Regions from separate parts of the Homo sapiens genome. Here regions 1 and 3 are each linked to region 2. Evidence: chromatin loops called from intact Hi-C (ENCODE). Cell type or tissue: PC-3. All regions are shown on one strand.

The links. A loop is a pair of places that touch in the nucleus more often than their neighbours do. Peaks named below come from ENCODE experiments on the same cell type or tissue, not always from the same donor. Only the 100,000 strongest peaks of a DNase experiment are listed, where the experiment ranks them.
Region 1: it touches region 2 in a loop (4-fold over the local background); 2 of 110 quality-filtered maps call a loop at or near these places.
Region 3: a loop joins it to region 2, with 4 times the contacts of the local background. A loop is called at or near these places in 2 of 110 quality-filtered maps.

What each region holds. Positions count from the first base shown.
Region 1 is chr3:13,157,429-13,165,428 of GRCh38, forward strand. It overlaps a transcript of IQSEC1 not described here. Among named protein-coding and RNA genes, the nearest start is that of IQSEC1, 88 kb to the left of the region's middle. RefSeq lists an enhancer at 3,913-4,438. In PC-3, a CTCF peak has its summit at 3,706 (motif pointing right); a DNase peak (open chromatin) is centred at 2,663; H3K27ac peaks cover 1,886 bases.
Region 2 is chr3:13,101,464-13,109,463 of GRCh38, forward strand. It overlaps a transcript of IQSEC1 not described here. Among named protein-coding and RNA genes, the nearest start is that of IQSEC1, 32 kb to the left of the region's middle. RefSeq lists an enhancer at 1,838-2,607. In PC-3, CTCF peaks have their summits at 4,566 (motif pointing right), 4,773 and 6,506; a DNase peak (open chromatin) is centred at 5,328; H3K27ac peaks cover 4,691 bases.
Region 3 is chr3:13,409,236-13,417,235 of GRCh38, forward strand. All of the region lies in intron 1 of NUP210 (nucleoporin 210), which reads right to left. Among named protein-coding and RNA genes, the nearest start is that of NUP210, 7.1 kb to the right of the region's middle. RefSeq lists enhancers at 4,780-4,829, 7,230-7,379, 7,440-7,509. In PC-3, a CTCF peak has its summit at 7,387; a DNase peak (open chromatin) is centred at 4,346; H3K27ac peaks cover 1,807 bases.

The DNA of each region.
Region 1 (8,000 bases), 56 kb after region 2:
GAAAGCAGGCTGAGGGTATCCAGAGGCCATTCAAGGGTCTCAGGGACCCACAATTCATAGGCCACACAGCAGAATGAACACAGCTGAAGAAAGCACTAGTGAACTAGAAGACCATCCTGAGGAAATTGCTCAGGATACAGCACAGAGTCAAGGAGATGGAAAAGTAAAGTCCACCACAGTCAAGAATGCCCAAGAAATCTCAATCATAAACCCAGGGGAGCAAAGGAAGGAAGGAGGACAGCCAAAAGGGCACACTCTACAAGCAGCTGCTACCACCTCCTGCTCATGTAAACATGGGCTTGCCTCAGACCCTCCCTCAGGATTCTGAGCAGCCGCGTCTCCACAGACTGTGGCAGAGGGAGAAGAAAGGAAATGGATGTTAACTGAATGCTATGACATGGCATGTGCTGTTCCATCTATGCCTCATTTAATTGGTCCATGGCCTTGAGGCTAAAGTCTTTGCTCCGATTTCATCATGGGGCAGAAATTAACTGTATCTCATTGGTCTTCACACCCTTAGTAGTTAGCACAAAGACACAGTAGGTGCTCAATGAAGACTGTTAAATGAGTGTGAAATCTGAGGCTTGGAGAGCTCAGGGGCTGTTGCATAGTGACATGAGGGTAAGACAAAGAGAAAGGATTTGAATTCAAGATTATCTGCCCCCAGTGTCTGTACTCTTTTGATTCCACCGTGCTAAGAAATGTCCACTCGCCTCCAGAGGCCGCCGGCTCAGCCCTCAGTCCAGCACCTCCAAAACATGGCTGGATAGCGGCAGAGGGACCCGGCCCAGCCCCAGCCCGTCTCTCACATTTGGAGCCTGCTCCCATTCCTTCCTGGAGAGAAAGAGTTCAGCTCTGTCTACCTGGCACAGCAAACACTCCCAGCTTTGTCTGCCACGTTCAGCAGTTTTCATACCTCCTTGTGAACAAAATAAACTGTGTGTTCTCATTTTGGGTTTGGGGAAAAAGGCCCAGTTAATTACAAAGGCTGCTTTGCCTTGGTATGGAGACAGAAAACTGGATTTGTTTGGACTAATTACGTTTACTCACACATCTTGGTTCCAGCTGAGTCAATGCTGGTAACCAGGCCCACCGTCTCCAGAATCTCCCCCACCATCCCCAAACAAAACAGTCCTTGGGCTCTCCTCATTGTCCCAGCCCTGAGCCTTGCTGTTGCCTTTGGAAAATGCCAGTCAACGTTCAGAGTCCTGACGGGGAGGCGACCTACATGGGACCACCTCATGCAATATGCTTCTAAGGTCAGGGCTGGGCGTGGTAATCCCAGCACTTTAGGAGTCCGAGACAGGCAGATCACTTGAGCCCAGGAGTTCAAGTTCAGCCTGGGCATCATGACAAAACCCTGTCTCTACTAAAAATACAAAAATTAGCCAAGCGTGGTGGTGTGCGCCTGTAGTCCCAGCCACTCAGGAGGCTGAGGCACGAGAATCGCTGGAACCCAGGAGGCGGAGGTTGCAGTGAGCTGAGATCACACCACTGCATTCCAGCCTGGGTGACAGAGTAGGACTCGGTCTCAAAAAAAAAAAAATTCTTCTAAGTGTTAGAAGCAAAATTTCTGCACTTCAGTCAGCTCATGCTTATGAAGGGTACGTGTCTGCCACTGGACACTGGCATACTTGGAGAAATTCTGTTTCCTTGGAGAGACCATATGTTCAGGCAGCCTGTTAAGATCATGTGGGCGCTTATTTAAAATGCAGATTCAGGCTGGGCACAGTGACTCACCCTGTAATCCCAACACTTTGGGAGGTTGAGGCAAGCGGATTACTTGAGGTCAGGAGTTTGAGACCAGCCTGGCCAACATGGTGAAACCTGTTTCTACTAAAAATATAAAAATTAGCTGGGCCTGGTGGCAGACACCTGCAATCCCAGCTTCTCGGGAGGCTGAAGCAGGAGAATCGCTTGAACCTGGGAAGTGAAGGTTACAGTGAGCCGAGATCACGTCACTGCACTCCAGCCTGGACAACAAGAACAAGACCCCATCTCAAAAAAATGTAGATTCCCAGACCCTGCCCAGACCTACTGAGTGAGGCATGAAAGGGATAGGGCCTGGCAATCTGTATTTTCAACAAGCACCACAGGCGACACTGACTTGCGAAGGCTTTGGTGCACAGCATCCCACCTTTGCACTCGAAATCCACGTCATCCTAGGCAAGCTGTTTTGTACTTCTCAGCCTCAATTTCCCAGAGCTGAAAAAATAAGGGCCAATAATAACTCTCTTACAAGGGTGCGGGTGGTTGTGCAGATGAGGTGAGACCCCCACCCACAGTGAGAACTCATTGAATGGAACTTATTCCTATGACTGAATGTAGCTGAGTTAATTTCAAGGATTTGACGGAGTGCTGGGGGAAAAAAGATAATGCTTGCACCCTGCAGAAAGCCCTGGCACTTTCAAACCAGTATCCACATTCTCTCTAGACCCTCCACCCGGTCATTCATTTTTGCAGACTCCAAACTCCACAAACCTCTTCTCTTCCTATGGTCCCTCTTCCATAAATAAATCATTAGAAGATTCACATTTGAGGGCCTCCAGAGCCTTCCTCTTAGTGGAGTCAAAAGCAGACACATCCTCCCGGGGAACAATGAGCAAAGTCCTACATTTGCAAAATGGTCAAAAAATGAGTCATTTCATTTGTGGAAAATGAATATATCTGATCTTGCAAATGTTTTGCCTCAGGGGAAAGTAGTGAGCGTGAATTCACAAACAGGCTTCTCCATGCAAAAGCACTTCCCTGCTGCTCCGGAGGCTAAGAAAAGCAAACCAGAAAGGTGGCAACTCCGATCATTTGAGTCTAAAGAACAAGAATCTCACCAAGCAGGGACCTTGGGGCAGGGCAAGAGCTGGTGGGGAGGAGGTGTCTCTCAGGGCTATCCTTAATTTTTTAAATTTATTTTTGGTAGAGACGGGGTCCGGCTATGTTGCCCAGGCTAGTCTTGGACTCCTGGCCTCAAATGATCTTCCTGCCTTGGCCTCCCAAAGTGCTGGGATTACAAGTGTGAGCCCCCAAGCCCTGCCCCTGTGTGTCCTTAATATTTAGCACAAGCCATGAGCTCTCAAGGTCAGTCATATTTTCCTTAGGCAAATAAAATCCATACACAGCTTCACTGATTTTTCAAGTGCAGAATCTCTGCCCATTAATTTTAGTGAGTGTTTGGTAAGGGGAGGGTGTTGCGGGGGCAGTCTCCACTGAGCATGGGAGTGGTCCATTTTTCCTCTTCCTTCTGGTTTCTGGCCTGAAAATATTTATGAGTCCTGAGTCCAATCAAACACACATGAACATGTGCCTGTTCTGTGCAAGGCATCCTGCCCAGGGCTCCCAGCAAGGCCAAGATGAATCCACTGCACAGACACCCCCTGGGTGCCTGTTCTGTGCCCCACAGGTGCTGGCACCATCGAGCCACAACTCAGGGGCCTCATCCCTGTCCTGGGGGTCTTCCTCTGCCTGAGAGGAAAGACAAATGCTTAAGTCATTTGGACACAAAGCAGAAGGGACTGGGATATCAAAAGTGAAGCATAAAAGGCCACAGAGACAACCAGGAGGCCACCCTGTCAGCCCCAGCTCCCCTGAAAGCTCCAGAAAGGCAGCTGCCATGGGGGCTCTGAGAAAGGAAGGGATCTTCGGGGGGTGGAGTGGAGCATTTTCTAAACATAGGAAACATCCTGAGTCACACACAGCAGGGGGCAGGCACGCAGGAATCATGGGCCGCATTTAGAAAGGCGAGTGGCATCATTTGGTGGGAGCTGGAGGTGCGCATGGGAAGGCTGTGGAAGCGCAGCTGCGCTGGTAGGGGTGTGGCGTCCAGGGACCACCAGGGCCACTGCCACAGTGTGTCAGCCCAGGGGGAGTGCGGGAGGAGAAGCGGGGGAGGGCCGTGGTCACACTTTAGTTTTCCAACCTCCCCTCTAGCGGGTCTGGAGAGGGTAGAAGCGCTCAGAGAGAACTGCAGTCAGGATCCCAGGTTTGGGGACGCAGACCCCGCACGGACACTGCTCTGGAAGCCCAGATCTGGTGACTCTCTGTCCAGAGGGTGGGGGCAGGGTAGATCTGAATGATCTGGGACCTCTGGTCCTGAGAAAAGGGAGGCCCAGCTCCTGGGGGAAGGGTGTGACCCATGACATAGGCCTGGCAGCCAAGTCGTCAGCTGCATGGGAAGAAACACAATGCCTGTGCATGATGGGGACAACGGGCCAGGGCAGGTAAAGCCATGACGAGTCACATCTGACCCCAGCATCTTAGCCTCAGCAACACTGTCTACTGCGATGTCCACACGGCAGGGCATTTTGGGGCTGGATTCTTCAGCCCTGGAAGAACTAAACACAGCCTTCCCTGCTGGAACTTCCATCCGCGATCTCCCTTGCCCGGCTTCTCCTGTCTGTGCACCCTGCTGGGAGCTGTGTGGCTCGGAGCTGGGACATATGCTCGGCTCTGTGTGCCAGTCCCCCTGCAACGCAGAGGCCATTCCTCATTCTCCCCAGGCAGCCAGTCATGCTCACTCCTGGGGTCCCTGCACATGCTGTTCCCCCACCGAAATGTCGTTCCCATCCTCCTCCCCCAGGGCTGGGTTCCACAGCGCCTGCCTGGCAAATGCTTTCCTGATGATCCGCTGGAGTGAACACCAGGCCGGGTGGGGCTGGGGCAGACCAGATCCCCACCACGAGGGTGTATTCACTCTACATGTTCACTAGCCCCCGCTCAGGTCACCAGTGAGAGCAGGCTGTTCTCAGGGCGACCCCGTAAGGGACCCGCTGCCCACCATGAACTTTCACAGAATGAGGGTTTCAGGTAAGCAGCTGCCTTCTTGGAAGACAGAGGGAGAAGGGCACCTTGGGGGGATTGGGGGAAGCTTAGATCCCAAAGGAGCCCAGAGAGGCAGGCCAGGGAGGGCCTGAGAGGCTGCGAGGCCATCTCCTTCCTGAGCCTGCAGCCCCTCCGAGTCCATGTGGGAATCCCCTTCCACCTCAGAGCCAGCCCCAGGGATTGGCAACCCACCCTCTCCCTAACCTGTTGTTTTGAATTAATTGTTTGAACAAGTATTACATTGACAGGGTTCAGAACCCTCAGGAATATTCCTAGGTCTGCCCTGAGGAAGCATACAGGCACTGGAGGCCCTGCCCCTTGCCCTCCCTCTGAAGGGACCATTTTAAGAGACAACTGTTTCCTTCCTGCTTCTTTTTGCTGACAAATTAAATAAGAATATACGTACTTACACCTGCCCTTTCTTACCCAAAGTAGTGTGAGATGTGTACTCTCACACCCTGCTTTGCTCACTTAATGGTACATTCCAGAGCTTTCTCCATCGTGCACCAGGGCAGTCTCCCCTCCTCCTCCTCAGGGCCACGCTGTGTTCCAGGGTGGAGCCATGTGGCGGTGCACACCTCAGGCTGCAAGGGGCCTGCTGCCCCCTCCCTCGGATCCCCAGACCCTAGCCTTTGTCCATCCATCCCCCCGGGCATCCCCCCCTTATCCCTTTAGCTCCCACTCTTGCCAGCCCAAGTGCACCATCCCCAGCTAGTCCCCTCACCTGGGCTTCACCCCTGCACACAGTCCTTCTGGGACCCTCTCTCTCTCCAGTTCCCCTTCTGAGCATGCCTCTGCTTCCTGCGAGACCCTGCCTCTCACTCCCTGGACTCTGGTTCCCTGGAGCCCAACTCCCTGCCAGTGTCCCCTGCTCCAAGCACATAGCCGACTGCCCCAAGTATAAGATTCAGCACCCCCTGTGCTGCCACCCAAGAGGCTCCCTGGGATGCAGCCTCCCCCAGATCTGTCTCTTGTTCTGCAGGCACCTGGAGGACCCCACTCCAGCTGGCATCCTCACGGCCAAGCTCAGGACATCTCATCTCCCCAGCCTGTAACATCACAATACAAACCAGCCACCTCAGGCCACCACCCTAAGACCTGGAAGTCCATCTGCTGCCAGAGGGGACTGGGGGTCCGTGGGCTCTTAACTGCCTCCTGGCCTCTCCTTCGCATCCCCAGCCTCACCATGCTGACCCCCATCTCCCATGACCATGGCCTTCTTGGTCCCCCAGCTCATGCCTTGAGAACTGCTGGGCCTCAGGCCCCGTGGCTGGGGCACTGACACCCCAGGTACTGTCTCAGACCAGACCCTCTTCTAGGTTCAGTCAGAGCCTCTGGCAGAAAGCCCACTCCATGTCCACCCCCACCTACCCTCGGTTGGTGGGGCGAGGATGGGCAGGGGCATTACGCCTGCCGTGGAGACACCCCTGCATTGTTAGAGGCTGGTTAGAGCCGGGCCCACCACCAAGCATCTTAGACTTGCCCTGACCCCGCCCAGCCCAGCCCCAGGGGTGTCAGGTATAGAAGTTTCTGGTCCTAGACGGGTCACAGCCTTGGCACACTGGGCCATCACCAGCCCCAGAAAGGAAGGGACAACCACCAACCTAGGTGATCTCTGCAGAGGTCACTCTAAACACAGGGAAGCTGGGAAGGGCTTTTGCTCCAGGATGCAGAGCCAACAGACGTGCTCTGCAGATCATGCCCAGGCCCTTGGGGCACACGCCAGGGCTGAAGGGGGCAGCCAGGGGAGGAGAGGTCTGACCTGGGAGACCCGCAGGGAGAAATCAAAGCACATGGTTTCATCAACGCCGCTCACCGCCAGGATTCAGACACACGGACAGAGGTGGATGAAGCACATACCTGACGCTCCGCGAGCTTTCTCCTTCAGACCTGCAACGAGAAGAGCACACGCTTAGAGCCCAGAACCCTCTGCTCCGGGAGACCTGCACAACGACACTAGATGTGGGGACCCTGAGGCCCCAGCTGCTCCCAGCATCCCCTCCCCAGCCTCAGCAGACATCCGCAGGCCCAATCCTCCGGGGTCTCTTGCTGCTGTTCCTTTGACCTGGAACTGTATTCAGAAAGTCCACTCTTCTTAGAAGTCTTAGGGTTCCTTTCCCACCCTCTTCCTGTTTCCATCACCTTGACTGCAATTGTTTTCCCAGGATTTGAATACACCCCAGGAGTCAAGAGCAAAGCCAGAGGAGGGGTCTATGGTTCCAGAACTCTGACCTGGGCAGCAACTAAATGAATGAATGAGTGAATGAATGAATGAATGAATAAGTGAGAGCGGTGCGACTGGCCTCACTGCATCCCCTACTTGGTATTTCCAGTGTTATTTCCCCAGAACCAGCTCTATTTTCAAGTACTCAGAAATCAATTACAACCATATTACAAAGGAGACAACCTTGAATGTCAAGAAATTGGACAATCAGATTGTATTGCGCACTTGAACTTTCACGAAGACTGTGACTACGCGGTATTGACAGTGATGCCTTCCTGCTCTGTACACCAAAGGAAAGGGACTTTGGGATTAAACTCCATGCAGCTGATGGCTAAAGCCTCGCTTGGGCTTCCTGGGTCTGAAGGAGCAAAGGGCTTTGAGCAAACACATTCAGGAATCTAATCCCTGGATGTCCCAAATTGGATTTTATTGCCAGAGAGCTAGAGAAATAAAAACTTACTTAACCCAGAGTCAGAGATTTGTCTTTTTGTTCATTGCCTTTTCAGTAACGTTCCAGAACGGAAGTCAGAGCACATGCTGCACGACCCTTCAGCATAGAAAGCCCCAGGGGATGCCTTTCCCACTGAACCAAGCTTGCCCACAGATTCAGACCCGGCCTCCCTTGGTGCTGCCCAGCCTGGTCGCGCTCACCAGTAGCAAATGAGACAGAAGGCAGGTAGTCCCCAGCAATGTGTGCTCCAGGTGCCTGAGTGCACACCCCTTGTTCTAGAAGGACCTTGGTCTCCCTCTCCAGCAATTCTAATTCAGCATCAATGCACAGCAACTTGGATCACATGGTCCCCACGGCAGCAGGTGAAGTGGTGATGTGAGATGGGAATGGCGCACAGACACCTGTGGCATCTCCTTGACCCCGGGGGCCATGGGACAAGGTGCAGACCAGCCCCTGGTGGCTGAAGACCCTCCACAGAATTCCCAGGAAGCCTGATGATGGGGAGAGGAG
Region 2 (8,000 bases):
GGAACAGAAAGGAAACAAGGAGGTCTGGGAAGGCCCCGGGAAGATGAGCGATGGTGGTGCCTGGCTAGATGGTGGGCTGGCAGGGAGAGGTGCTCAGGCCCAAGTCTGTCTGGAGGGAGCTCCCGGTTTCCACGACAGATTGCAGTGGGTGGGAGAGGAAGGGGAGTCAGGCTGGGCTGCAGGCGGAAGGGCTGGGAAGAGACTCAGAGTCCTGTTTTGGCTGTGTCCAGTATGATGTCTGTGGGGCCTCCAGGTAGAAACATGGAGGAGGCAGCTGGATGGGTAGCAGTGGAGTGGTGAGTGGTACAGGCTGGAGATATAAATTTGGGGCCATCTTTCAATTTTATTGTTTCAGAGATAAACCCTGATGAAGTCCAGGAATCAATAAACAGAGACTAACACTGGCCTCCTTCCCCATCCAGATCCTGGGAGAGGATTTCACGAGTTAAGTGCTTTGAAACTGACTCTGGCCTTGCAGGGGTGGGAGGGAGGGTGTGCAGTGAGCCAGGGGCCCACTCATGAGCCATCGATTAATAAACTCTGCCCGCTCATGCCTGTAATCTCAGCACTTTGGGAGGCTGAGGCAAGTGGATCGCTTGAGCCCAGGAGTTTGAGACCAGCCTGGGCAATGTGGCGAGACCCTGTCTCTACAAAAAATGCAAAAATTAGTCAGGCATGGTGATGTGCATCTGTAGTCCTGGCTACTCAGGAGGCTGAGGTGGAAGGATTGCTTGAGCCCAGGAGATCAATGATGGAGCCCAGGAGTCAGTGATGGAGCCACTGACTCCAGCCTGGGTGATGGAGCAAGAACTTGTCTCAAAATAATAATAATAATAATAAATAACCTCTGCCTTCCATGCGAACAAACACCCATCCTAGAGCCTGAGACTGGGATGGGCTGGGGAGCGGAGGCCTGGGCCCAGCCCCATGTTGGGGCTGCCGGGGTTGGTGTTGGTGGGGGGCTGGATTAGAGGCTGGATTTCCTCACCCGTGTGGTTTGGGCCCATGGTTTCCTTCTCTGAGCTTCTGTTTGCTCATCTGAGTAATAGGCGTGAAAACCTGTGCTTCACGGGGGTCTGGCAGGAGGAAAGGAGCAGGTGTGAGCCCATGGTTCTCCACAGCACTGTCCTTCCCCGGTCGGGTGGGGATTGGGGATTTGAAGATATTTATTGGTAACCACGGAGCTCCCCTCACGTCACATGCTCCCACTGTCAACTGCAGGCCACAGGTCCCACCCTCCAGGCCTTTGCATGTGCAGCCTTCCCTGCTTGGATGCCCTCCCTGGCACTCCACTGTCAGCAGACTTGCTTGCTTGCCACTAAAATGTAAGCTCCAGGAGGCGGGTACTGAGCACAGCTCGTTCACGGCTGCACCCCTGGTGCTGAGGGCTGTGCCTGCCACGGCCCACATATTACTGCATTTAGTCCTTACAACCACCCTGGGAGGTCGGAAGTTTCCAGATGAGAAAACTGAGAGCTGAAGACAATTGGCACCTTGTCCAGCTCAGCCCCGTCAGAGGTGGCAGAGAGGGGCTCAGATCAGGTGCTTGGTGCCCCCCTACCTCAACCTGTGGGCTGGATGTCGGAAGGGACTCTGACTTCTGCGCAGGGATGCAGCTTGCTCCCATGCTCTGAAGTAGAGCCAGGGCCCCAGGGCTCTGCCCCAGCCCCTCCCTGGCCCATGTCCCCGGCTGGCCCCAGGCAGGTCAGTTCAGGGAAGGGGCCTGCATCGAACTCTCGCCACCTCCCTAAGCCAGAGCTGTCTGCTTGCTCAGATATCATCAGCTTCCCATTAAGCAGATCAATAGCTTCCACTGGTTTCCAATTTGTGTTTCCAGAAATTCATCTCCCAGCCACCTTTTTAATTAACCGCCCCCGCCAACACACCCGAGGCACCAATAGATCACCCTCTCCCCTCCACCTCTGTGGACCACAGACCACTAGCTCCACCAGCCTCGGGGGAGTGGCAGGTGTGTTTAAAGCTGTATGATCACCATCCTCAGTCACTGGAAGAGCTGGCCGTGCTGCCTGGATGCCATCCACACCTGTCCCCGAGGAAGGGGCTGGGCCCTTCACCATGAGGAAAACCAAGAATCAGGGAGGCCAAGCAGCAGCTGGCAAGAGCCAGAGCCGAGTGTGCCATTGGGGTGGGCAATTTGCAGGATGAGCTTCACATGCAGCACGCACTGGGGGTCTGGCTGGCAGGGGAGCGGGGCTGGCAGCTGTGATTTCAGAGCAGGGGAAGGTTGGAGGCCTGACCCCCAGAGGGTGCGCCTCCTACCCCTGGGAGCTCCCCGGTATTCCATGTTGCCTACCACCCTACGAGGGCAGGGGCTGTGTCTGCCTCCATCACTGCTCTCTCCCCAGCGTGCGGCACATAGTAGGTGCTCAGTAAGTCACTAAATGAGCAGCAATATTTGCCAAAACTTAGGACATTACCTTTGTGCCAGGTATTCTTCTATTTAATCTTCACGGCACTCCCTGAGGTGGGTGCTACTAGTATCTTCATTTTATAGATGGGAAAACTCAGGCACAGAGAGTTTCAATGACTTGCCCAAGGTCACACAACTAGTTAGTCATGGAGCTGAGATTCGAACCCAGGCCATCTGTCTCTAGAGCTGTTGCTACTAATCGCCCCACTCTTCCTTACCTGCTCCCCATGGCCTGTCAGCTCCGATGGGCAAGGACTGGGTCCTGTGCCTGGTGTAACTTCTGTCACACACAAACATAGCATGTTTGCTGAGTGAATAAATGGTGACTTCTGCACTCCCTGCTTCCCAAAACAACCTAGTTGACCAGTCTGTTGGGGCAAATCTAGAGTATTTCATCTGGAAATGAAGGGAAGAGATGGGGTGAGTCCCCTGGGTGACCCTGGGGTGACAAGCCTCCCAGTGAGTACACTGCTGGGGCCAACATTAGGGACCCTCTAATTCCACTTCCATCTTCCTTTTCACCCATCCCTTACATTTCTGGGCTCTCTGTAGTCTATACAAAAATACATTCACAGCCATGATGTTGTTATTCTGCGGACTCTTGCAGCTTTCCAGCCAGGCAAGTAGATTTCCACCGCTGACCCAGCACTCGGAACAGGGACCACCTGGGTGCCATCCTCTTTCCCCTGTGCACGCTGGGGCCACATCTTAGCAGTTTCATCTCCAAGTCTCCCTCCCCCACCTCTCCCCCTCCGGTGGCCCTGGCTCCGGACTCAGCTGCTCTCACGGGACCCCAGGTGCAGGGCCCATCATGGCCCCTTCCTCTTCACCCCTCACTCCGGCCACTAGCGGACGCTAACCCAACAACCAACTAGGTCCTGCCTGGCCCCTGACCCATGTGAGGGGCTGTAGGAGCCAGGTCTGCAGGGGTTGGTCGGGGGGTGAAACAAGCAGCGTGTGCTGCGGCAGGACCAGGATGAAGATCATGGCTCTCTTCTAACCAGGAAGGAACCAGCCCAGGGCTGCTAGATTTTCTCAGCTGTGGAGAGAAGACGAAGCCCAGTGTTTAACCTGAAATCTTCCGGTTTGCCAATGCTAGTAGTTGATTACATGATCACATTTAAAAAGTCATTTTACTTTTAAAACACATGCTGCAGGCCAGGGGCAGTCTGTCGGCTGCTAGTTTGTGACTTCTGCCCTGTGCAGTGTGAACTCTCTGGCTCGGCATTCAAGGTCTTTCATGGTCTGGCCCCTTTGAGCCCACAAGGAACCTCTACACGGGACAACACTTCTGTGTCTCCAACACCCTCTACTCAGAACAGCACTGTTCCTCTAGGAAGTGGGCCCTGATCCCCTCCCCTCCAGGGGACTCTACCACTCTCTACTTCACACCCATCTGGTCTCCTGACCAGGCCTCCACAGCCAGGGGCAGAGCGAGGCCTGGAGTCCAGGGTCCTGGCCACACATCCCAGGGTTCTCCCGCTGTCCTCTGGGATGGCCAGCAGACAGATGCCGCTCAGGGACAGCCACCCGCTCCCACCAGTCCCACCCCTGCCGGCAGGGACAGAACCTCTGGCTTTGAGAAAACCAAGAAAAATCAGGGGCATGGTGAATCCTGAAAAACACGTGGAAGCTGGCAGTTGCATTTTAAAATATTACCCAGTTAACAAAATCAACAGCCTCCATGCACACACACACACTCTCCTTCCCTCCACTGCCCCTCCATCCCCTCCTCTCTGTATCACGGGCATCTAAGAGTCCCCCTAGAGCCATTCTCCCTCCTCTAGCCTCAGCAGGGCCCATGACTGACCAGTGAAAGACTGCATTTCCCAGCCTCCCTCCTCGTGAAGAGTAGCCATGAGACTGAATTCTGGCCATGGGGATGTGTGCAGCATCTGAGTCACACCCTCTGTCCCCTCTCCATGTGGGGAGGTGGCAAATCAGCCTCCACCCCTAAGGGATGGCTGGCCTGCAGCATGTGGCTTAAAATTAAAATGATTTTTAAATGTGATCATGTTATCACCTACTAGCACTGGCAAATAGAAGATTTCAGGCGAAACGCTGGGCTTTGTCTTCTCTCCATAGCTGAGAAAATCCGGCAGCCCTGGGCTGGTTCCTTCCTGGTTAGAGGAGCGCTATGATGGAGGTGGAGCCACCAATAGAGGGAGCCTGGGTTCCTGGGTGACTCTGTGGAGCAGAGCCCCCCAGCTTCCCAGGCTGCCTGCTTCCTCTGCATTCTGAACAGAGAGAGGAATCCATATCCAGCTACTGCCCAGAAGCCTTCCATAATCTCAGCCTGGGAAAGCTCAACCCATGAAACTAGACTTCTCCAGGAAGCCTCCCCGTTTCCCCTCCCCTCCCCAGCACCTTCCTGGGCTCCCACTGCCCACACTCCATTGTGACTCTCTACCTCCCCCAGGCCTCAGCCACTGCCTGCTTGGCAGCTCCTTGGGACCCAGGACCCTGGAGTCCCCTTCTTATTTGGGGACTCAGCTTGAGACCTGGGGTAATCAGAGTCTCTGTTCCGAGCACTTGCTATATGTCAGGTGTGGTTCTAAGCTCTTTATCTCATGTAATCCTGAGGCCAAGCCCATGAAATTGTACAGATGAGGGAACCTGAGGCCAAGTGACATGCCCCGAATCACATAGGAGTAGGAGACAGAGAAGACTTAAACTTAGGCCATCTGGTGTCAGAGCTCCCTGCCCTTAACCCTTAGGCAGCACTGCCTCTCCACAGAACAAGGCTGATCCACATTGAGTGGATGAATAATAAATAGTGCATGAATCAATGAATGGGCACTGCCCTCCTCCTGCGGCTCCATGGGTTAGTGCAGGGCTGAACCCTGAGTACACACTCAAAACATGCTTATAAAGTGAGCAACTGAGCAAACATCCTGGGTGGACGATTGTTTTTGGAAGATATCATCTCTTTGGAGTTTATGACCTTAAAATCGTTAACATACATTTTTCTATCCAAAATACATCATTTTAAGACTGTTTGAGAAGAGACACCACATGCCAGCTCCACGGCCCATTAAAGTTAACCAACTGTGCAGATTTTGTGGGAATGATGAAAATAGTAAAAGACTTGGGTGGTTTTCTAGAATGGCTTAAATCATCATGAAATGCCAAGGAAAAGTAACAGTGAACTTGTGAGACACCACAAAGCTGGCAGAACCCTGGCCGTATCTCATGGCCCGTGTCCTTTTTGATGTGGAGAAGGCACAGAGTGGCTCTGGTGACCACCAGGGACAGAAACCTGGGGGCCTCCATCCACTCCCGAGAGATGTCTATAGACTGTAGGATCTGCACAAGAGGTATTCCTGAAACCAGAAGACCCATGCACAGATGGTCAGGGCAGAGGCTAGAGAAAAACAAAGCCCTTTCCTACTTACAAGCTTTGAGGTCTAGATCCTCTATAAATTATTCAGGCAAGTTAAGGCAGCGGCCATTGCCAACAGGACCATGCCCCCTGCGGTTGCTATAGTTAATTAAGTGCCTACTATACAGCACGCAGTGTTAGATGCTTCCGAGATGTTTAATCTTTCCAGTACCAGTTCTGGCAAGTGTCATCTCCATATTACACATGGAGAAACAGGCTCAGAGCGGTTAAGTCACTTGCCCAAGGCCACAGAGCTGGTAAGTGGCAGATTTCAGATTTCAACCAAGGCTGGTTTCATCATACACATTCCAAGAAGAGGCTTTGCTCAGCACCAAGTTGGAACCCAAAATACAACAACAGGTATAATTTCTACTGGCATCATGGTGGTCTATAACCTCTTCCCAGTGGGCCCCATTTCCCTAGGCCCGAGACCCTGGTGGGGACCACTCAATTGACCAGCAGAATCCCGCCCCTGGGCCGCTGGGTCTCATGATCCAGTTAAGCCCCAGTGGGCACAGACACGGTGATGCGGTCCTTGCTTCAAAATCAGGCCAGCCATACATGTCCGGAACGCCCAGCGGCCTGCTCCCTCCCCAGGGCACTTGCTGAGCTCATGCCTGCTGCACACCAGCCTGGCCAGCCATGGCCTGAGTGAGCTCCGGACTCCAGCCCAGAGGGCGCCGGGGAGCAGCCCCGCATGCTGCCACTCGTATCTTATGGCTATTTACACCTAGCAAACAAAAAAATTATAAAAAAGCATAAAGGAAAAAAAAGAATCACTCATAACCCCACCGCCTGGAACCCACCAGTCTACCTTTCTGCGAATTTCCCCAGGGGATTGTTTTTCCGTAATTGATGTCCACGCTATAGAGTTTTTAGCTTTGCCTTCCACTTTGTTCACTGACCATTATTTCACAAACATTCTTTCCCCTCATTTTTTAAAACCCTAATTTCTAACAACGCCCTTATACCCACACATGTGGCTGTAATATAAATCATGACATGGAATCCCTAAGTTTTGTTATTGCTAACATTTTGTGATCATAAAGCAGTGTGGTGAGGCATTTTCTTATTTTTATCTAGTGGATTTCCTTCAGGAACATTTCAAGAAGCAGAATTATGGGTGGAAACATGTGGCCATTTTTGGGGCTCTCAGTGCAAGCGCCTGCACTGCCTTCCAGACACCACGTCCCATTTGTATCTCCACCAGCGGCAATGGGCATGCACATTCTATTTTTTTTTTTAGCCACATAGCACTCATGTTTCCTCTTGCCAAGATTCTCCTTTTGACGAAACACCCCCCTACATTGTGAGCTAGACTTGGTGGGCAAGTCAGCCAAGGCCCTGGGTGGACAAACTCATCCCTCTGAGTTTGGAATCCTGAGCTGAGTGGCTCCAGGGTAGAAAACCCAGCAGCAACCTCATTGCTCCTGTGTGTTTGCCATTTGGGTCTGCTTAGCATGGACAAAACTTAAAAACACATCAGTGAATCAAAAAGGGTAAGTCGCAACCAGATAAGCATCATCTGAGAGAATGTGTGTAAATCTCACAAATAAAACAGAAGCCTGTGGATCACACAGCCCCTCTGCTGGAGATGGGGTAGGGGGACCTGCAGGTCATGGCCCCCGAGTGAAACGTCTTGAAGGCAAATGCGGTAAACAGTGGACAGGACATCAGTCAGAGACAGTGTGGCCTCTACAAGTTCAGGCATCACATGGTCAATGCGTCCTGGGGCCTGGCCATGGATGCATGCGTCCAAACAGCTCCCAGAGGCAGCTCCAGTGGCCTCCAACCACCAACATGGAAGGGGATGGCCAGAGCGTGGGCAGAATGACTCTCACTGGGGAATCGCGGGGTGGTGTACAGGCATTACCGAGGGACTGGCATGCGCAATGCTGCATGGTGAAGGTGGAGGCTGTGACATAAGGACGGTCCACCTGGGGGAGGGTGGGGAAGCTATGAGCAGCCGAGGCCCCCCTCCTCCCTCCCATTCTCCCACCACTCTTTTTTCTTCTTCTTTTTCTTTCTTAAAAGAAGAGAGATGAAGGAAATAAGGTGAAATACAAATACCAGCCAATCTGGGTGGTGAGTGTGTGGATAGACAGAGCCCTCGATCAGGTAACCTGAGCTCATATCCAAGCTCTGCCACTCCCCGGGTCCAAAACTGCTTAAAGAAACTGCACCTGC
Region 3 (8,000 bases), 310 kb after region 2:
GTCCTCCTGAAATCCAGATGTTGAAATCCTCACCTCTGAGGTGATGACATGTGTTAACAGGTGGGGCTTTTGGTGCGTGATTAGGTCATGATGTCTGAGCCCTCATGGATGGACTAAGCGCCTTTATAAAAGAGGTCCCACAGAGCTGCTCATCCCTTCCCACCATGAGAGGATGTCACAAGGAGTGAGCAGTCTAAAACCTGGAAGACAGCCTTCACCAGAACCTGACCATGCTGGTACCATCTTGAAACTTTCATTTATTCTATGCTTTCTTATGTGTCAATCACAGAGTGAAACATATCATGAACATTTCATTTGCTTCCAAACAATCCTATTAAAACCCCCATTTGATACATGAGGAATCCTTTGCATGGATGTTAAGTGACCTTCATGAAGCCACGTCCCTAGACATGGGCCTTAGTGTAGTCTAGCTCAGAACCCCTGGTCTGGACACTCTCCTGCTCCCTTGTGCTAGGGTACACGGAGTTCAAAACAAGGCCACAGGCCTCCCACCTTTACCTGGTGCTGCCTCCAGACCAAGCAGAAGGATGGCTTTAACATCCACCTGAATCAGCCCCCACCTCCAAATGTATCCTGAATACTAATTTTTTTTTTTTTGGAGACGGAGTCTCGTTCTGTCACCCAGGCTGGAGTGCAGTGGTACGATCTAGGCTCGCTGCAACCTCTGCCTCTTGGATTCAAGCAATTCTCCTGCCTCAGCCTCCCGAGCAGCTGGGACTACAGGTGCACGCCACCTGTAATTTTTAGCACGTCACCCAGCTAATTTTTTTTTTTTTTTTTGTATTTTAGTAGAAACGGTTTCACCGTGTTGCCCAGGCTGGTCTCTAAATCCTGAGCTCAGGCATTCTGCCTGCCTTGGCCTCCCAAAGTGCTAGGATTACAGGTGTGAGCCACTGTGCCCAGCTATTACTGATTTTTTTTTCCTTTTTCTTTTTCTTTTTGAGACAGAGTTTCACTCTTGTTGCCCAGGCTGGAGTGCAATGAGACAATCTCGGCTCACCGCAGCCTCCACCTCCCAGGTTCAAGTGATTCTCCTGCCTCAGCCTCCCGAGGAGCTAGGAAAAGGCATGTAGCACCATACCCAGCTAATTTTGTATTTTTAGCAGAAATGAGGTTTCTCCATATTGGTCAGGCTGGTCTCAAACTCCTGACCTCAGGTGATCCGCCCACCTTGGCCTCCCAAAGTGCTGGGATTACAGGCGTGAGCCACTGTGCCTGGCCAATACTGATTTTTAAAAGCACCACTGGGCCAGGCATGGTGGCTTATGCCTGTAACCCTAACACTTTGGGAGGCCAAGGTAGGAGGATCACTTGAGACCAGGAGTTTGAGACCAGACTAAGCAACAGTGAGACCCCATTTCTAAAAAAAAAAACAAAAAGGCCGGGCACGGTGGCTCACACCTGTAATCCCAGCACTTTGGGAGGCCGAGGCGGGTGGATCACGAGGTCAGGAGATCGAGACCATCCCGGCTAACATGGTGAAACCCCGTCTCCATTAAAAAATACAAAAAATTAGCCGGGCGTGGTGGCAGACGCCTGTAGTCCCAGCTACTTGGGAGGCTGAGGCAGGAGAATGGTGTGAACCCAGGAGGCGGAGCTGGCAGTGAGCTGAAATGGCACCACTGCACTCCAGCCTGGGTGACAGAGCAAGACTCTGTCTCAAAAAAAAAAAAAAAAAAAATTAGCCAGGTGTGGTGGCATGCACCTTTAGTCCCAGCACTTTGGGAGGCCAAGGTAGGAGGATTGCTTGAGGCCAGTAGTTTGAAACTAACCTGTGCAATAGTGAGTCTCTAAAAAATAATAATAATAAATAAAAATTTTAAAAATTAGCTGGGCGTGGTGGCTCACATCTATAGTCCCAACTACTCTAAAGGCTGAGGAGGGAGGATCACTTGAGCCCAGGAGTTTGAGGTTATAGTGAGCTATAATTGTGCCACTGCACTGCAGCCTGGGTGATAGAGCAAGAATCTGTCTCAGAAAAATAAAAGTACTACTGAAGTTTTAAAATCCAGCTGAAGGAAACTGGGTAAACCAACAATCATCTGAGAAGGGTGGCGCATTTCCCCAGGCATCTGAGAGTGAGTGTGGTTCTGGATCTGAGGCTGGTTTTGGACACAGCTCTGCCACTAACCAGCTGTGAGGCTCTTGGACCCAGGCTCCTCATTTGTACAGTGCAGTCATTCTTACCAAAGGAGTTTTGTTTATTGTTCATTTTTAGGATTAAGTGGGGGCATAGTATGCAAAGGGATTAACAGAAAAATTGGTTCTTTCATTTTGGCTCCCTCTGTCCATCCCCCCTGTCACCACCCCCACATCTCCTCTGCAACACTGGAAGCCCCTGCCTCTGGACCTGCAGGCTGTGGCCAGGAAGGGCAGTTGCCTAGACACCTGCACCTGCCGACGGCCCCTCCCCACCATCAGGCTCCTCTTGGTTGGACACCTGCCCTAGCCCAGTCACATACAGGTATGACTTGTATTCGTTTATTTACTTATTTATTTATTTGAGACAGTTTCACTCTTATCACCCAGGCTGGAGTGCAGTGATGCAATCTCAGCTCACTGCCACCTCCGCCTCCCGGGTTCAAGCAATTCTCCTGCCTCAGCCTCCCAGGTAGCTGGCATTATAAGCGCCCAGCACCACGCCCAGCTATTTTTTTTGTATTTTTAGTAGAGATGGGGTTTCACCATATTGGCCAGGCTGGGCTCGAACTCCTGACCTCAGGTGATCCGCCCTCCTCGGCCTCCCAAAGTGCTGGGATTACAGGCATGAGCCACTGCATCTGGCCAGCCACTGCACCCGGCCTAGTTTTTTTAATAGACAGGCTCTCACTCTGTTGCCCAGGCTGGAGTAGAGTGGTACAATCATGGATCACTGCAGCCTTGACCTTCTGGGTTTAAGCAATCCTCCTGCCTCAGCCTCAGGAGTAGCTGGGACCACAGGTGCCTGTGCCACACCCAGCTTTATTTTCCTTTTCTTTTTTTTTTTTTTTTAGTAGAGACAGGGTTTCGCTATGTTGCCCAGGCTGGTCTTAAACTCCTGAGCTTAAGCGATCCTCCTGCCTCAACCTCCCAAAGTGCTGGGATTATAGGCATGAGCCACCATGCTCGGCCCTTTTCTTATTATTGTATTAAATGGATTCTTCTTTACTAAAAAATTACTTTAAAAGGAAACCTTGGCCAGGTGTGGTGGCTCACACCTGTAATCCCAGCACTTTGGGAGGCAGAGGAGGGCTGATCACCTGAGGTCGGGAGTTCGAGACCAGCCTGGCCAACATGGCGAAATCCCGTTTCTACTAAAAACACAAAAATTAGCCGGGCATGGTGGTGGATGCCTGTAATCTCAGCTACTCAGGAGGCTGAGGCAGGAGAATCGCTTGAACCTGGGCAGCAGAGGTTGCTGTGAGCCAAGATCTTGCCACTGTACTCCAGCCCAGGCAATACAGCAAGACTCCATCTCAATTAAAAAAAAAAAAGGGAGGCTGAGGCAGGTGGATCATGAGGTCAGGAGAGCAAGACCATCCTGGCTAACATGGTGAAACCCCGTCTCTACTAAAAATACAAAAAATTAGCTGGGCATGGTGGCGGGCACCTGTAGTCCCAGCTACTTAGGAGGCTGAGGCAGGAGAATGGCGTGAACCCAGGAGGCGGAGCTTGCAGTGAGCCGAGATCAGGCCACTGCACTCCAACCTGATCAACAGAGCAAGACTCTGTCTCAAAAAAAGAAAAAAAGCCAGGCACAGTAGCTCACGCCTGTAATCCCAGCACTTTGGGAGGCCGAGGCAGGCAGATCACGAGGTCAGGAGTTCGAGACTAGCCTGGCCAATATGGTGAAACCCCGTCTCTACTAAAAATACTAAAATTAGCCAGGCGTGTTGGCACATGCCGGTAGCCCCAGCTACTCAGGAGGATGAGGCAGAAGAATTGCTTGAGGCCGGGCGCGGTGGCTCACACCTGTAATCCCAGCACTTTGGGAGGCCGAGACGGGCGGATCACGAGGTCAGGAGATCGAGACCATCCTGGCTAACATGGTGAAACCCCATCTCTACTAAAAATACAAAAAAAAGTTAGCCGGGCGTGGTGGCAGGCGCCTGTAGTCCCAGGTACATGGGAGGCTGAGGCAGGAGAATGGCATGAACCCGGGAGGCGGAGCTTGCAGTGAGCCAAGATCGCACCACTGCACTCCAGCCTGGGCGACAGAGCAAGACTCTGTCTCAAAAAAAAAAACAAACAAACAAAAAAGGAAACCTTACACACTAGTGTAAATAAGAATATCACAGCATTTGTCATCCATCCAGATGACTCAAAGCAGTGTCAGTAAGTCCTGGGGGGAAGCTGCTACCTGCAAAGACTCTAGGCGTCTGCCTGTTCTCTTGGGAGACAGGCAAACATCAAAGAGTACAATGAAAAGATGGTGTTGGCCAAGGCCCGAGCAGGAGAAAATAGGGAGTTGCTATTTAATGGGTACAGAGTGTCCATTTGGGAAGATGAAAGAGTTCTGAAGGTGGATGGTGGAGGTGGCTGCACAACAATTGTGAACGTACTTCATGCCACAGAACTCTACACCTAAAAATGGTTAAGGAGGTCGATTATATGTTATATATATTTTACCACAATTTAAAATAAAAAAATATGTAAACCACATACAGACACCAGAAGAAAACTTTTATTTTGAGGAAAATTAAAGGACTGACAGTGAGTTTTGAAAGAGTGAATTTTTCTCATTCCCACTGTCGCATGAGGCCCCACTGGCACACAGAATGTGCTGGCGTCTGGCAGGCACTGCTTTTGAGGGGGTGCTCCCCACTCTTCACAACACAGGAACAGGAGGCAGGCAGGCCATAGGGGAACTCAGGGACCTGGGTCAGGCCAGAAAGCAACAGTGAAAAGAAAAGAGAAGTGAGAGTTGCACAAAGAACAAGGATGGGTGAGGGTGGTGGATGACACACGCCACCTCCCATCCACCCGCGGGGTCCAGCCCCTAACGGTGCCCAAAGGCAGTGTCTACAGAGCGGAAGCCACCTCGTGGGGCTGACAGAGCTCAGGCAGAGTGGGGGACCCACAAAGGAAGCAGGAAGAAAATCACCCAAGGCCCAAGTCAACCCAGGTCCACAGACACTTCCTGGCACTTCCCTGCTGCGGGCCTGGTGAAGGGAGTTGAGCAAGGCCCGGTCCAGCCCTGCAGGGGCCACAGCTACAGACAGCCCTCAGGGGCCAGGGAGAACGAGGCCCAAAAACCAGGCCCAGTCTAACCCTGCCCACATCTGACCTGGCATTCTCCTTCCTGTCTCCTAACCACAGCCCACAAGGTCCCACATGGCCCCGCCCTGCCAACCTCTCCACCCTCCCTCCCAGCCCTGCTGCCCTGGCCAAACGTGCTGCCTTTGCGCACTTCTGACAAGCTCTATCTCTCCTCCGGCCCTTTGCACTTGCTGTCCCCTCCAACTCAACCCCACTCCACTCCTAGTTCGACTCCCAGGAGGCTTATGCTGAGCGCCCTCCCCAAAACACATTCCATGCCTTGCAGTTCTGTTTCCTTCAGGACTTACTCCTGCCTCACATGCATCCACAGATCTCATCTTAATTAACCGTTTAACTCCGGCAATCAACTGTGAGTCCCTGAGAGCAGGGCATCTCCTGCTGCTTCACTGTCACATCCCAGGACCTCAAGTAGTGCCTGGCTCATAGTAAGAGTCACAGACAGGTGGGTGTGGTGGCTCATGCCTGTAATCCCAGCACTTTGGGAGGCTGAGGCGGGTAGATCACAAGGTCAAGAGATCTAGACCATCCTGGCCAACATGGTGAAACCCTGTCTCTACTAAAAATACAAAAATTAGCTGGGTATGTGCCTGTAGTCCCAGCTACTTGAGAGGCTGAGGCAGGAGAATAGCTTGAACCTGGGAGGTGGAGGTTGCAGTGTGCCGAGATCGTGCCACTGCACTCCAGCCTGGCAACACAGCGAGACTCCATCTCAAAAAATAAAAAGAGTCACAGACATTTGTCACCTCTTATTCAGTGACTCTCCAGCCCTCCTCGGTGAAATATGTGTCGTCCATCAGTGCTTGTCCCCTGGTGCTCAGGCAGGACGGGTCTTCACCGTGTGCCCTCTCCCAGGCCCTGCGGGAGCTCTGGTTTCTCCACCCCACTTTCTAACTGCCAGAAATGCCATCAAATAGGCCCAGATGATAACGCAATCGACCAAAGCCTGTGACTCTAAGGCCAGGCATAAGGAAGGAGACAGAGATTTGGCCTAGGTGTGTGGGGATGCAGCATGCACACAAATTGAGTGGTACAGGGGAAAACACTCTCAACGAAAAGAGCAGAAGTACAGGTGTGGGCTCAGGGAAGGCCAAGTGAAGGAGGTACAGAAGAGCAAACTGGGGGCCTCCCGTCGAATTCAACTCCCTCTTTTGGGTTGTTTCCACTTTGTGAATTTTTTATTTTGACTATGGGGCAACTTCTTACAGGCCCTGTTGCCTCACCTGTGCAAGTTTCCAGCATGTGACCTGCTGACGTGCCCGTCCCAGAGGCTCAGGGTCCCTGAGCCCAGCAGAAGCCAGCTAGGCCAGATGACACTCTGACTTGGCTCAGCGTGCATCCCTCACCCTTAGTGCCCAACTTCACCCACGAAGGCCTGTGAGGGGATTTGCTGCAGCTTCCCCTGCTGGGGCAGGGAGAGGGACCCAGGACATCCACACGCAAGGGTAGTGCTGGCCTCTGGCCTCCCACAGTCACCCCTCAGCAAAGAGGGACTCCCCAGGGGTCATCTGAACTGCCTGGGGTACAGCATGCCCCAAGGCCAAGCTCCACGGCATAGGGACCAGTGCCCTCCCTGGCCCTGAAAGGACTCCCATCTACCTGTTTGAGAATCCTTACACCTGTGACTGAGAAGTGCCCCAGACCACATAAGAGAGGGTGTACCCTGGTGCAGGACCAGGCCTGGCACACGTGTTAGATGGCTCCAAGGTGCCCAGGAGAGACTGTCAGGGGCAGGAAAGGAGAAGTCTGTGAACAGCTTGGTATGGCAGTCACTGTGCATGCTGTGTCTGGATGTTGTTCACCAGGCAGGTCCACATCCCCTCCCCACCTCAGCCAGGGGAGCTGCAGGTCGTAATTCAAAACAGAGTGTCTCCGCCAGAGGCCCGGGAGGTCGCACAACATCCCCTTCCCCAGGGGAACCAATGGCTGCCTGACAGTGGGTACAAAAGCTCAAAGCTTGGTCTCTTCGCCTGAAGGCAGGACAACCTGCAGGCAGCCTCCCTTCCCTATCCAGCTGCCCAACAGAGCACTTTCTCTGTAAACTAGGGCAGCAGAATCCTGCCTCAGGCTCCACCCCTGGGAAACCAATCTGAGCCACTCACTTTCTCCAAGACAGCGCCCCCTTGCTGGAGCACCCAGAATACCCTGGGACTCCATGACAGGGAAAGAATCAATGAGGAGGCAACTTCAACCCAGCAGAAAGGTGCTCAGACACGGAGCCCTCAGGAAGAAGCAACAGAGCAGTGCTTGGGCTTCAGTGCTAGCCAGTGTTGGCAGGGGAGGAGGTTCCCGAGGTGCCCAAATAACCAGGTTCAAGGCAATGTAAGAAAGGAGCTAGGAGAGGAAACATAAGTGACCGAAAAGAAACCAAAATGCTGCCTGTGATTGTATTACAGCTGGAAGATTATGGCATGATTTCTTTTTCGTCTGTTCTCCCAGTTTTTGATATGAGGTCGTTTTGTATATACCTTTAAAAGGAGCAAATGTAATATACTTTATGGAACACTTTCAATAATGCAAAATATCTAGAAGGAATCAGGAACTTGTCACAAAACCAGTGCTGGCTGGGTGCAGTTGGAGAGAATTAGAGCCTGGCAAATTAGCCAGAGGCTGCCAGTCCCCAGGTCTAATGGCGTGGGACAGGGAGGGGTCCCAGCAGCTCCTGCTCCAACTCAGTGTCCATCGCTACAAGACTTCCCAGAGATCACTTCCCCTTCTGGAGC